2 separate regions of the Homo sapiens genome follow, and region 2 is linked to region 1. Evidence: read pairs that join two places in POLR2A ChIA-PET (ENCODE). Cell type or tissue: endothelial cell of umbilical vein. All regions are shown on one strand. Links, peaks and the distances in the headings refer to the core of each region. The heading gives the core; the rest is flanking DNA.

Evidence for each region. ChIA-PET counts read pairs that join two places held together with the same protein. Peaks named below come from ENCODE experiments on the same cell type or tissue, not always from the same donor. Only the 100,000 strongest peaks of a DNase experiment are listed, where the experiment ranks them.
Region 2: POLR2A ChIA-PET joins it to region 1 with 8 read pairs; 2 of 35 experiments call an interaction of 5 or more read pairs at or near these places.

Annotation. Positions count from the first base shown.
Region 1 is chr3:1,969,425-1,975,097 of GRCh38, forward strand. No RefSeq gene overlaps it. Among named protein-coding and RNA genes, the nearest start is that of CNTN4, 130 kb to the right of the region's middle. In endothelial cell of umbilical vein, for the core only: no CTCF peak of the experiment used is centred there; a DNase peak (open chromatin) is centred at 2,537; H3K27ac peaks cover 2,424 bases.
Region 2 is chr3:1,061,959-1,067,631 of GRCh38, forward strand. It overlaps the pseudogene RN7SL120P. Among named protein-coding and RNA genes, the nearest start is that of CNTN6, 28 kb to the right of the region's middle. In endothelial cell of umbilical vein, for the core only: no CTCF peak of the experiment used is centred there; no DNase peak of the experiment used is centred there.

The sequences.
Region 1 (5,673 bases), core at 1,007-5,006:
AATCTCTGAAAAAGCCACCTTCTTGGCATTTCCTAAACTGCACTTTTTCCAAATCTATTTTCGTTTCCTTGAGGAATTCCATAATGACCCATCCAATACTTCCTGTGGGTGAGGTCAAATTGTGAACAGCACAGCTTCCTAGATTTATTACCTTTTCTGCTAGAAACAAACCAAGAACCCTCCTTTCTTTATTCAGTGCCATCTCATATTGCTTTTTCACTTTGCAAATTTGTCACAGTCTGGTTGTAGGTTACCTTTTCTTTTTTTTTTTTTTAACTTTTGGTTATACACACGTCTTGCTCTAAGCTTGTTTACACTGTGTTATAAATATACTTCTTATATCTTTTTCCAGTAACCAAGTGATACAAGTTCCTGGTTCCCTTGAAGTCATTTTTCTCACTAAGAAAAAAGAATGACCTGAGCAAAATTAGATGACAGCATAGGATAGCAGAGTGTTAGTGTCATTTCTGAAGGAATGACAGGGTAGTGTGTTTGTTTATCTGTTTCTGGACTCTGTATTTCTTAAATTTTATTTACATAAACCTAATTATTGAGTTCAGTTAAAAATAAACAGCAACAACAAAAACTAAAATCAGTAATCTCAGGGGAAAAATGGGATGAAGCATTAGTTAAGTTATATGTAACTACGATAAAATATTTTTTGTCCTATATTCATAGACTTTTTATTTAGTCTAGAAAAATGCAAACCAAACAAAATTCAATGATGAAAACACTCTAGATGTTCACTGTTCAATGCCATGACCCCTCCCCAGATGTGGCTATTGAGCACTCGAAGTGTGGCTAGTGGGACTGACGCACTCAGTTTGTGGTTTCGTTTTTTTTTTTGTTTTTTTGTTTTAAGACAGGGTCTTGCTCTGTCACCCAGGCTGGAGTGCAGTGGCACAATCATGGCTCACTGAAGCTTTGACACCCCAGGCTCAAGCCAACCCCCAACTCAGTCTCCTGAGTAGCTGGGACTAAAGGCATCTACCACCACACCTGGCTAATTTTTAATTTTTTTTTTCTTTGTAGAGACAGAATTTTGCCATATTGCCCAGGCTGGTCTCAAATTCCTGGGCTCAAAGTGCTAGGATTACAGGCATGAGCCACTGCACCCAGCCTCATTTGATTTTAATTAATTTAAATTTAAATAGCAACATGTGGCCAGTGTCTACTATATTGGACAACACAAGTCTAAAATATAAATATAAAGGGTAATTCTGAAGGGATTTATTAACTAAATTATAGTTTTGAGGAAAATTATGGCTTGTCTTACAAAGGAGCATTATTTTAATAATTATTTAATGTAATCACAATAGTCCCTTTATTGTAAACATTCCTGTTTCTTTTAAAAAATGAATGTTTAAACATCTGTAATATCAGAGCTGGATTATATCATCAAATTCTCACAGGAACCCTCTAAGTTAAGTATTCCTTTAAACTTATATTACAGCTAAGGTAACAAAAGCTTAGAAAAGTAATTTTCCTGAAGTCACACAGCTATAATACGGTAGTACCTGTTTAGAATCCATATATTTCTGATTCCAAGTTACAAGATCTTAACAAGTCTAACACACATTTTTAACTGCCTGCTATGTCCCAGACATTGCTTTGTAGACCATCAACAGAATAGAAATAATATCAAAAAAATGTTTTTATTGACACTAAGGTGAGGTAACATGTAAATAGTAGCTACTGCTCTTTTCTAATAAGATGATCCATAGGTCTAGACATAAAGAAACACATAAACTCAGTAAATATACACATATACTCAAAGTCTGAAAACATGAGCATTTTTTAGGACTTAACTTGTTAAAATGCTTTTTAGTTCAAAACACTTAAACTTTCTCAATTTAAAAAGATTATGAAACATCTTTCAAGTGCACGTATGACTTGGCAAGAATGTAGGGACAGTTTCTTGACGCTCAAAAAGACAAAAGCACACAACAGCAGTGGCTGGTAAGCATCAGGAGGGACAACTGTGCTAGTAACATATGACAATCCATAGTGATCCAGTGCTGTGCTACGAAAAGTGTGGTCTGCAGAATAGCAGCAGTACATCAACTGGCAGCTTGTTAGAAATTAAAACATACACACACACACACACACACACACACACACACAATGAAAACTTAGACCCTACTAGATACCTATGGAATCAGAATCTGCATTTGAACAGGATCCCCAGGGGAGTTGATGGGAAGAATATTTTGCAGTGTATCTACCCTTTTGGGATGACTGCTTTTAAAATGCCTCCAAAGTGGGCACTAGAGTCAAACTCCAGGGTCTATGCAAGGTTCAAAGTGGGGTCTAGAATTGGAGCTCAAAATTAGTAACCCAGAAAGGCAAGGCCCGCTGTGAAAGGGTGAACCAACCAAAGCCCACCATTAATAAATACATGCTAGGAAAACTTGCTTATCCTAGTTTAGGGACAGCTCTGGGAGGATGGGGAGTCTTTCCTGAAATTTCACAAACAAAGGAAAGACCTGATGAGTTTTAGGCTAAGAATTCATATCATCCCACGTGGCCTCAAAATCCTAAGCAGAATAATTCAGGCTAATGTGGTGATAGGTTGTTAGTGCCTAAAGGAAACTGATACAATGGAGCAACATACTTTAAAAAAAAAGGCCTCAAACATTTCCCATACATATGATTCATTGACTATGAATTCACAACTTAAAAAACTAAGAAAAGAAAGAAAGAAAAACACCAGCCACACCAGCAAGAATCAGCAGAAACAGCAAACATCAGAATTAGACCTACTAAGACTACAGGCATTGAATTTTTAGCTATACAGACAATAATTTTTAGAAAAAATACATAATTAAAATTAAAATGTCAGTTACAATAGCAACACCACCAACAAGAAAACAAGGTATCCAGGCTACAAATATATTTTGTTTTAATTCCCAGCAACTTAAAGGAGAAACTTATTTTTTAAACTTTCTTTAAATACATTAAAAAGACACATGATTCCAAAATGGAAGCACAGAAGAAAGCTACCTTTACTCCCCCTCTCCCACCAGAAAACCAGAACCAAATATACAACACTGAATTTATCACCAGCAATACCCCAGAACTCACATATAAAGATGAGACAGTTCCTAGGGCCATAGATTAAGTGAAAAAACTCTGGGCAGAGAGAATTGGACTTCTGTTTCTGTGACACCCCTCCCTGCAACATGTCTGGCCCCAAGCATGTTGAAACTCACAGTTTCAACACTGGAAAAAGTCGGATTAAGGTAGACAACCAGCTTCCCCACCATCTTAAGTTCCTTAGCAGGAGACCTATTCCGGCGTGAACCCACAGGAAGCACTGGGGGTACCAGAAGGGAGAAACATCAAGGACAGCCAACGACAGAAGGGGGAAGCAGGACTACCATTCCCATCACTGGAAATTCTGTCCTGTAACTATGCCAAAAAGATGCCACATCACAGTGACTATTCAGCTGCGCTATCCTGTAGGAGGTTTGTTCCACAGGCCTTCTGGTCATGAATCCCTAACCAGTCTTCCCACACTACTGGGATGTCCCCTTTGGGATCTCCTTGCTTCTGGACTAGTGGTACTCTGATTACTAGAACCAAGGCAAACTTGAGCTTAAGGTATCATTTAGCTCTGAAAAGGAGGTAGTGACCTAGCAGGAAAAAAAATAAAGAAAGAAGGAAGAAAAAGAGGGGGATGGGTGAGAAGAAGAAGAAAGGAAGAAGAAGAAGAAAGAAGAAGAAGGAGGAGGAGGAGGGAGAGGAGGAGGGAGGGGGGATGGGTGAGAAGAAGAAGAAGGAGGAGGAGGAGGAGGGAGAGGAGGAGGGAGAGAAAGAAAGAGAGAAAGAAAGAGACCAAAGAGAGAAAGAAAAAGAAAGAAGAAAGAAAAGAAAAAGAAAGAGAAAGAAAGAAAAAGAGAGAAAGAAAGAAAGAGAAAGAAAGGGAAAGGAAGGAAGGGGAGGGAGAGAGGGAAAGAAAATCAACAGGTAAATTACAAAGAATTTCTAAGCAAACATATCCAGTAAAAACCAAAACAAGCCACACAGAGAAGACTGGAATAAATAATAGACATAAGTCCACAAGAAACAACAGCAAACAGGGAACTGTGACCTCTGCAAACAGAAAAAGGCAAGGAACCAGTGATGAAACTCTAATGAGACAGCAGTATGTGAACTCTGACCAATAATTCAAAATAGTAGTTTTAGGGAAATTCAGTGATCTCCAAGAGGGAAACACAGAAAAGCTTTTCAGAAATGTACCAGATAAATTTAATAGATTGAAATAATTTTTAAAAATCAGACAGATACCTTGGCACAGGCTGGGAATGGTGGCTCCTGCCTATAATCCCAGCACTTTTGGAGGCCAAGGCAGCAGGATTACTTGAGCCCAGGAGTTCAAGACCAGTCTGAGCAGTATGGTGAGACTCTGTCTCTACAAAAAAATAACAAAAAAATGGCCGGACATGGTGGTATGTGGTTGTAGTCCCAGGTACTTGGGTGGCTGAGGTGGGAAGATCTCTTGAGCCTGGATGATTGAGGCTGCAGTGAGCTGTGATGGTACTACTGCAGTTCAAGCTGGGTTACAGAGTGACACCCCGTCTCAAATTTAAAAAAAGAATGAAAGAATAAAAAAATAAATCTTGGCATTGAGAAATACATTTGCTGAACTGAAAAATCCATTAGAGGCTCCCAACATCAAAATGAATCAAGCAGAGAAAATAATAAATGAGCTTGAATACAGTTTATTTGAAAACGCACAGTCAGGCCAGGTGCAGTGGCTCATGCCTGTAATCCCAACACTTTGGGAGACTAAGCAGGCAGATCACTTGAGCCCAAGAGTTCCAGACCAGCCTGGGCAACATGGTGAAGCCCCATTACTACCAAAAAATACTAAAATTAGCTGGGTGTGGTGGCATGCACCTGTAGTCCCAGCTACTTGGGATGCTGAGGTGAGAGAATCACCTGAGCCTGGGAAAGCAAGGGTGCAGTGAGCCATGATCCTGACACTGTACTCCAACCTAAGTGACAGAGTGAGGCCCTATGAAACAAACAAAAAACAAAAGCAAACAAACAAACAAAAAACAAGAAAGAAAGAATATGCACAATCGGAGCAGAAAAAATGAAAAAAAATAAAAAGAATGAAGATTGCCTACAAGGTAAAGAAAATTACTTAAAAATACCAAATCTAAGAATTATTGGTGTTCAAGAGGAATTTGAGCAAGAGCAAAGGGTAGAAAGATTATTCAAAGAAATAATAACAGAAAACTTTTCAAAACTTGAGAAAAAAAAAAAAGAAATACTGAGATAACAGAAGGTCAGAGAACACCAAATAAACTGAATAGGAAGGAATACTTCCAAACTCACTCCTATGAGGCTCGCATTACCCTGATACCACAACCAGACAAAGACACAACAGAAAAAGAAAACTACAGGTTAATGAACATAACTGATGATCACAGATGCAAAGATCATCAACAAAATAATAACAAACCAAATTCAACAACACATTAAAAAGTTCATTCACCATGACTGAGTGGGATTAATCCCAGGGATGCAAGGATGCTCCAACATGTACAAATGTTAGAAGGTGATATATATCACATTAACAAACCCAAGAACAAAAACGATATGATCTTTTCAATAGGTGCTAAAAAAGCATTTGATAAAATTCAAATCCTGTTATGATAAAAA
Region 2 (5,673 bases), core at 860-4,859, 910 kb before region 1:
GCTCTTGTAAGGCAGGCCTGGTGGTGACAAAATACCTCAGCATTTGCTTGTCTGTAAAAGATTTTATTTCTTCTTTGCTTATGAAGCTTAGTTTGGATGGATATGAAATTCTGGGTTGGAAATTCTTTTCTTTAAGAATATTGAGTATTGGCACCCACTTTCTTCTGGCTTGTAGGGTTTCTCCAGAGAGATCAACTGTTAGTCTGATGGCCTTCCCTTTATGGGTAACCCAGCCTTTCTCTCTGACTACCCTTAACATTTTTTCCTTCATTTCAACCTTGGTGAATCTGACGATTATGTGTCTTGGGGTTGCTCTTCTCGAGGAGTATCTTTGTGGTGTTCTCTGTATTTCCTGAATTTGAATGTTGGCTTGTCTTGCCAGGTTGGGGAAGTTCTCCTGGACAATATTTTGAAGAGTGTTTTCCAACTTGGTTCCATTCTCCTGATCATTTTCAGGTACACCAATCAAATGTAGGTTTGCTCTTTTTACATAGTCCCATATTTCTTGGAGGCTTTGTTCATTCCTTTTCATCCTTTATTCTCTAATATTGTCTTCACACTGTATTTAATTAAGTTGATTTTCAATCTCTGATATCCATTCTTCTGCTTGATCGATTCAGCTATTGATATTTGTCTATGCTTCACAAAGTTCTCGTGCTGTGTTTTTCAGCTCCATCAGGTCATTTATGTTCTTCTCTAAACTGGTTATTCTAGTTAGCAATTCATCTAACCCTTTTTCAAGGTTCTTAGCTTTCTTGCATTGCATTAGAACATGCTCCTTTATCTTGGAGGAGTTTATTACCCACCTTCTGAAGCCTACTTCTGTCAATTCATCAAACTCATTCTCCATACAGTTTTTTTCCGTAGCTGGCGAGAAGTTGTGATCTTTTGGAGGAGAAGAGGTGTTCTGGTTTTTGGAATTTTCAGCCTTTTTGCACTAGTTTTTTCTCATCTTCATGGATTTATCTACCTTTGGTCTTTGATGTTGGTGACCTTTGGATGGGGTTTTTGTGTGGATGTCCTTTTTGTTGATGTTGATGCTATTCCTTTCTGTTTGTTAGTTTTCTTTCTAACATTCAGGCCCCTCTGCTGCAGATCTGCTGGTGGTCCTCTTCTTCAGACTTCTGTGCTGGCAGTGAGAATTTCAAGCCAGTGGATCTTACCTTTCTGGGCTCCATGGGGGTGGGATCTGCTGAGCTAGACAACTTGGCTCCCTGGTTCAGCCCCCTTTCCAGGGGAGTGAACAGTTCTGTCTCGCTGGCATTCCAGGTGCCACTGGGGTATGAAAAAAAGGAAAACTCCTGCAGCTAGCTCGGTGTCTGCCCAAATGGCAGCCCAGTTTTGTGCTTGAAACCCAGGGTCCTGTTGATGTAGGCACCCAAGGGAATTTCTTGGTCTGTGGGTTGTGAAGACCATGGGGAAAGCATAGTATCTGGGCCAGAATGCACCTTTCTTCACAGCACAGTCCCTCATGGCTTCCCTTGGCTAGGGGAGGGAGTTCTCCAACCCTTGTGTTTCCCAGGTGAGGTGGCGCCCCACCCTACTTTGGCTCACCCGTGGGCTACACCCACTGTTTAACCAGTCCCAATGAGATGAGTACCTCAGTTGGAAATGCAGAAATCACCCACCTTCTGCATTGGTCTCACTGGGAGCTGCAGACCGGAGCTGTTCCTACTCGGCCACCTTGCCAGCCACCCTGAAAAGTGAACTTTTAAGTTACATAGGTCTGAGCCATGTGTTCTAAAATATATTGTTGTTTTGACTTCAATTTAAGTGAGATTTGTGCTTTTTAATAGAAGGTTGCACATTTTTCTTCTCTTTTAAAGCTTAACAGAAATTCAAAGGCACACATTATAGAAAAGTGAAGCTCTAGGTTGATAATAAAATAAGATAAACCACAAAAAAATCTGCCTTTTATTAACATAGTTCTTGTCCCATGTCAAAATTCAAGCACTAGAGTTTTGTATTCAGCCTTATTGAGTCAGTTAGCTAACTCTATGCTTTGCTTCTATGTGGCTGCTTGTTTTAGTGAGGCAGAGCCTTGACTATAGTAGTTATCCAACACATTTGTTGAAGTATATTGAGATAAAGAGCTATAAGAACATTTGAGCCTATTTGAATTGCTTGGCAAAGAACTATATATTCAATGTTCACAAATTTTATGGAATTGGGTCTTCTTAAATAGAGAAAGAATTTGAATCATGGAGGAGTTTCTAATTATGCCTACTATATTGGCAACTATAATGTTGTATAAGTCAGATCTCTTTTAAGTAATAAAACCTCAGCTGAAACTGGTTCAAGAGATAGACAATAGATAGATAGACAGATGGACAGATAGAGTTTTTTAGCTCAGGAAATAATGTTTCATAAGTAGTTTGGATTTGATTTAGGAATTCAAATAATGTAATCTGGATTTATTCTCTTTCAGACACATATGTGCATGGGCACACCCACACAGACTTACACACACTTCTGCTTTCTTGGTTGTTGACTTCATTCTCCAGTAGCTCACTCCCTCTACGTAGTTGACTCCAAATTTCTAGGCTTACACTCTCATATCTTAGCAAGTGGTCCTGGTAGAAAAGTGATCATCCCTAATTGAATAGACATAAAAATGTCCCAGACTTGAGAATCATTCCTTAAAGTCAGCTGCTCTCTCTGTGGGCACAGAGATGAACTGGACTGGCTCTCATCATAGGTCTGTGTTTGTGTCTGGGGTATAGGCTCCAGGGACATAGATCAGTCCCGTGTCTGGGATATAAGTTCCAGGGATATAGGTTGGTCCCTCCTGAAAGTGAATGAAAATAGAGACAGATGGCTCACCACATGAAATATCATTGTGTTAATTCCAGATGAACTGTTAAAAACTATTAAAATAAGTAAATACAGTCAATGTTCACAACTGGTATGAAACATAGTAGTGAAAAAACATAAGGGAAAATTATATACTGTAACATCACACTTGGCTTATGGTCTTCATTAATATCTCTTAACTTCAACATGAACCTCACACAATGATTTAGTGTCCTCAACTCCAATGATCTCCATTCATTAGAAAACAGAAGTCAGTGTTTGTGGCTTAAACTACGGTAGGTACTGAAGACAAGTCTTGGCATACATATGGGATGGAGGTAGCTTAGTGCTGTAGGTTTGAAACCATGTGGAGCTAAACAGTCTCAAAATTCCACACCCACATTGCCAACTCTATCTGCATATACCTTAGTATGACAAATTCAATTATTCCAACAGTAAACTAATTCAGTATGTCTCAAGCTGAACTGATTCTTTCCTGCCAAATCAGTTATCTTCTAACTTTCTATTAAACTCCTCATGATTCTTCATTGGAAGCTTCCCCATAATGGGTTCTACAACATATTTTGTTTTTTAAAAATTAATTTAAATTTTGAGTATATAATTAATTCACTTTTAACAGTAAAAGGTTTTTCTCTCTTCTTTATCTGTTAGCTCCCTGTATGATAGTGTACACAAACACTACTATAAATTTCTTATAGGTTATCTTTTTAAAGATACATATGTATACACAAAAATGCATACTTAGGTTAGTCTAAAATAAGTTATGTTCCAGGATCTACCTTATTTTTAAAAATACATATTTTTTCAAGAGACAGAGACTCACTGTGTTGCCCAAATGAAATGCAGTGGCTATTCACAGGCTTGATCCCACTACTGATCAGCCTGGGTGTTTGGATCTGCTCCACTTCTGACCTAGGCTAATTCACACCCCTAGGCAAGCTGGTGGTCCCCCACTCCAAGAGGTCACTATATTGATACCAAACTTATTGTGGATAACCTAATTAGTATAGCAAACTGCAGCCCAGAGCTCTAGGGCTCAAAAAATCCTCCCGCCCCAGACTCCCAAGTAGCAGGGACTCTAAGCACCTGCCACAGTGCCTGGCTGGGCTCTACTTTTTATCCCTTTACAATATATCTTATAGCTTGTTTTTATATCAATTTAAAATAAACAATCTCATTTTAAAATGGATGCCTAATATGACCTGATATCCTTGCATATAATATATGTACCAGTCCTTTTTTGATGAGCATAAATTTCCAACTTTTTGCTGTTCCAAGCAATGCTGCAATAAGTAACACTGTACATATATTACATATATATTTTATTATTGAGTTTTAAAATCTCTTTGTATATAATGGAAATTAAGCTCTTGTCTATAAATTCTAAAGTTTTTTTATTCAAGTATGTAATAGCCATGCTCACAGAGAGGAAGAATCAACATTGTTAAAATGGCCATACTGCCCAAAGCAATTTATAGATTCAATGCTATTCCTATTAAATTACTGTTGATATTCTTCATAGAACTAGAAAACACTATTTTAAAATTCATGTGGAACAACAACAACAAAATATCCAAAAAACCAAGGCAACCCTAAACAAAAAACAAAGCTGGAGGCATCACAGTACCCGACTTCAAACTACAGTAACCAAACAGCATGGTACTGGTACAAAAACAAACACATAGACCAATGGAACAGAAGAGATAACACAGAAATAAGGCCACACACCTACAGCTATCTGATCTTCGACAAAGCTGTCAAAAACAAGCAATGGAAGAAGGATTCTCATTTCAATAAATGGTGCTGGGATAACTGCCTAGCCACATGCGGAAGATCGAAACTGACCCTTTCCTTATACCACATACAAAAATTAACTCAAGATGGATTAAATACTTAAATATAAAACCCAAAAGTATAAAAACCCTGGAATACAACCAAGGCAATACCATTCTGGACATAGGAATGGGCGAAGATTTCATGATAAAAACACCAAAAGCAATTGCAACGAAAGCAAAAATTGACAAATAGGATCTACTTAAACTAAGGAACTTCTGCACAGCAAAGGAAACTCTTGACAGAGTGAACAGATAACTTATATATTGGGAGAAAATATTTGCAAACTGTGCATCTGACTAAAGTTTAATATCCAGCATCGATAAGAAACTTAATGAAATTTACCAGAAAAAAATAAGCAACCCCATTGAAAAGTGAGCAAATGAAATGAAGATGCTTTTCAAAACAAGACATGTGTGTGGCCAAAAATCAAATGCAAAAAAGCTCAACATCACTGATCATTAGAGAAATGCAAATCGAAACCACAGTAAGATACCATTTCACACCAGTAGGAATGGCTATTAATAAAAAGTCAAAAAAGTAACAGATGCTGGTAAGGTTGCAGAGAAAAAGGAATGCTTATACACTGTTGGTGGGATTGTAAATTAGTTCAACCATTGTGGAAGACAGTGTGATGATTCCTCAAAAACCTAAAAACAGAAATACCATTCAACCTAGCAATCCCCTTACTGGATACATACCCAAAAGAATCTAACTCATTCTATTGTAAAGACACATGCACACTTATGTTCATTGCAGCACTATTCACAATAGCAAAGACATGGAATCAACTTAAATGCCCATCAAGGTACACTGGATAAAGAAAATGTGGTATATATACACCATGGAATACTATGTAGCCATAAAAAAAGGACATCATGTCCTTTGCAGAAATATGGATGGAGCTGGAGGCATTACCCTTAGCAAATTAATACAGAAAAAGAACCAAATACTGCATGTTCTCACTTATAAGTGGGAGCTAAATGATGAGAACACGTGGACACATGGAGTGGAACAACACACACT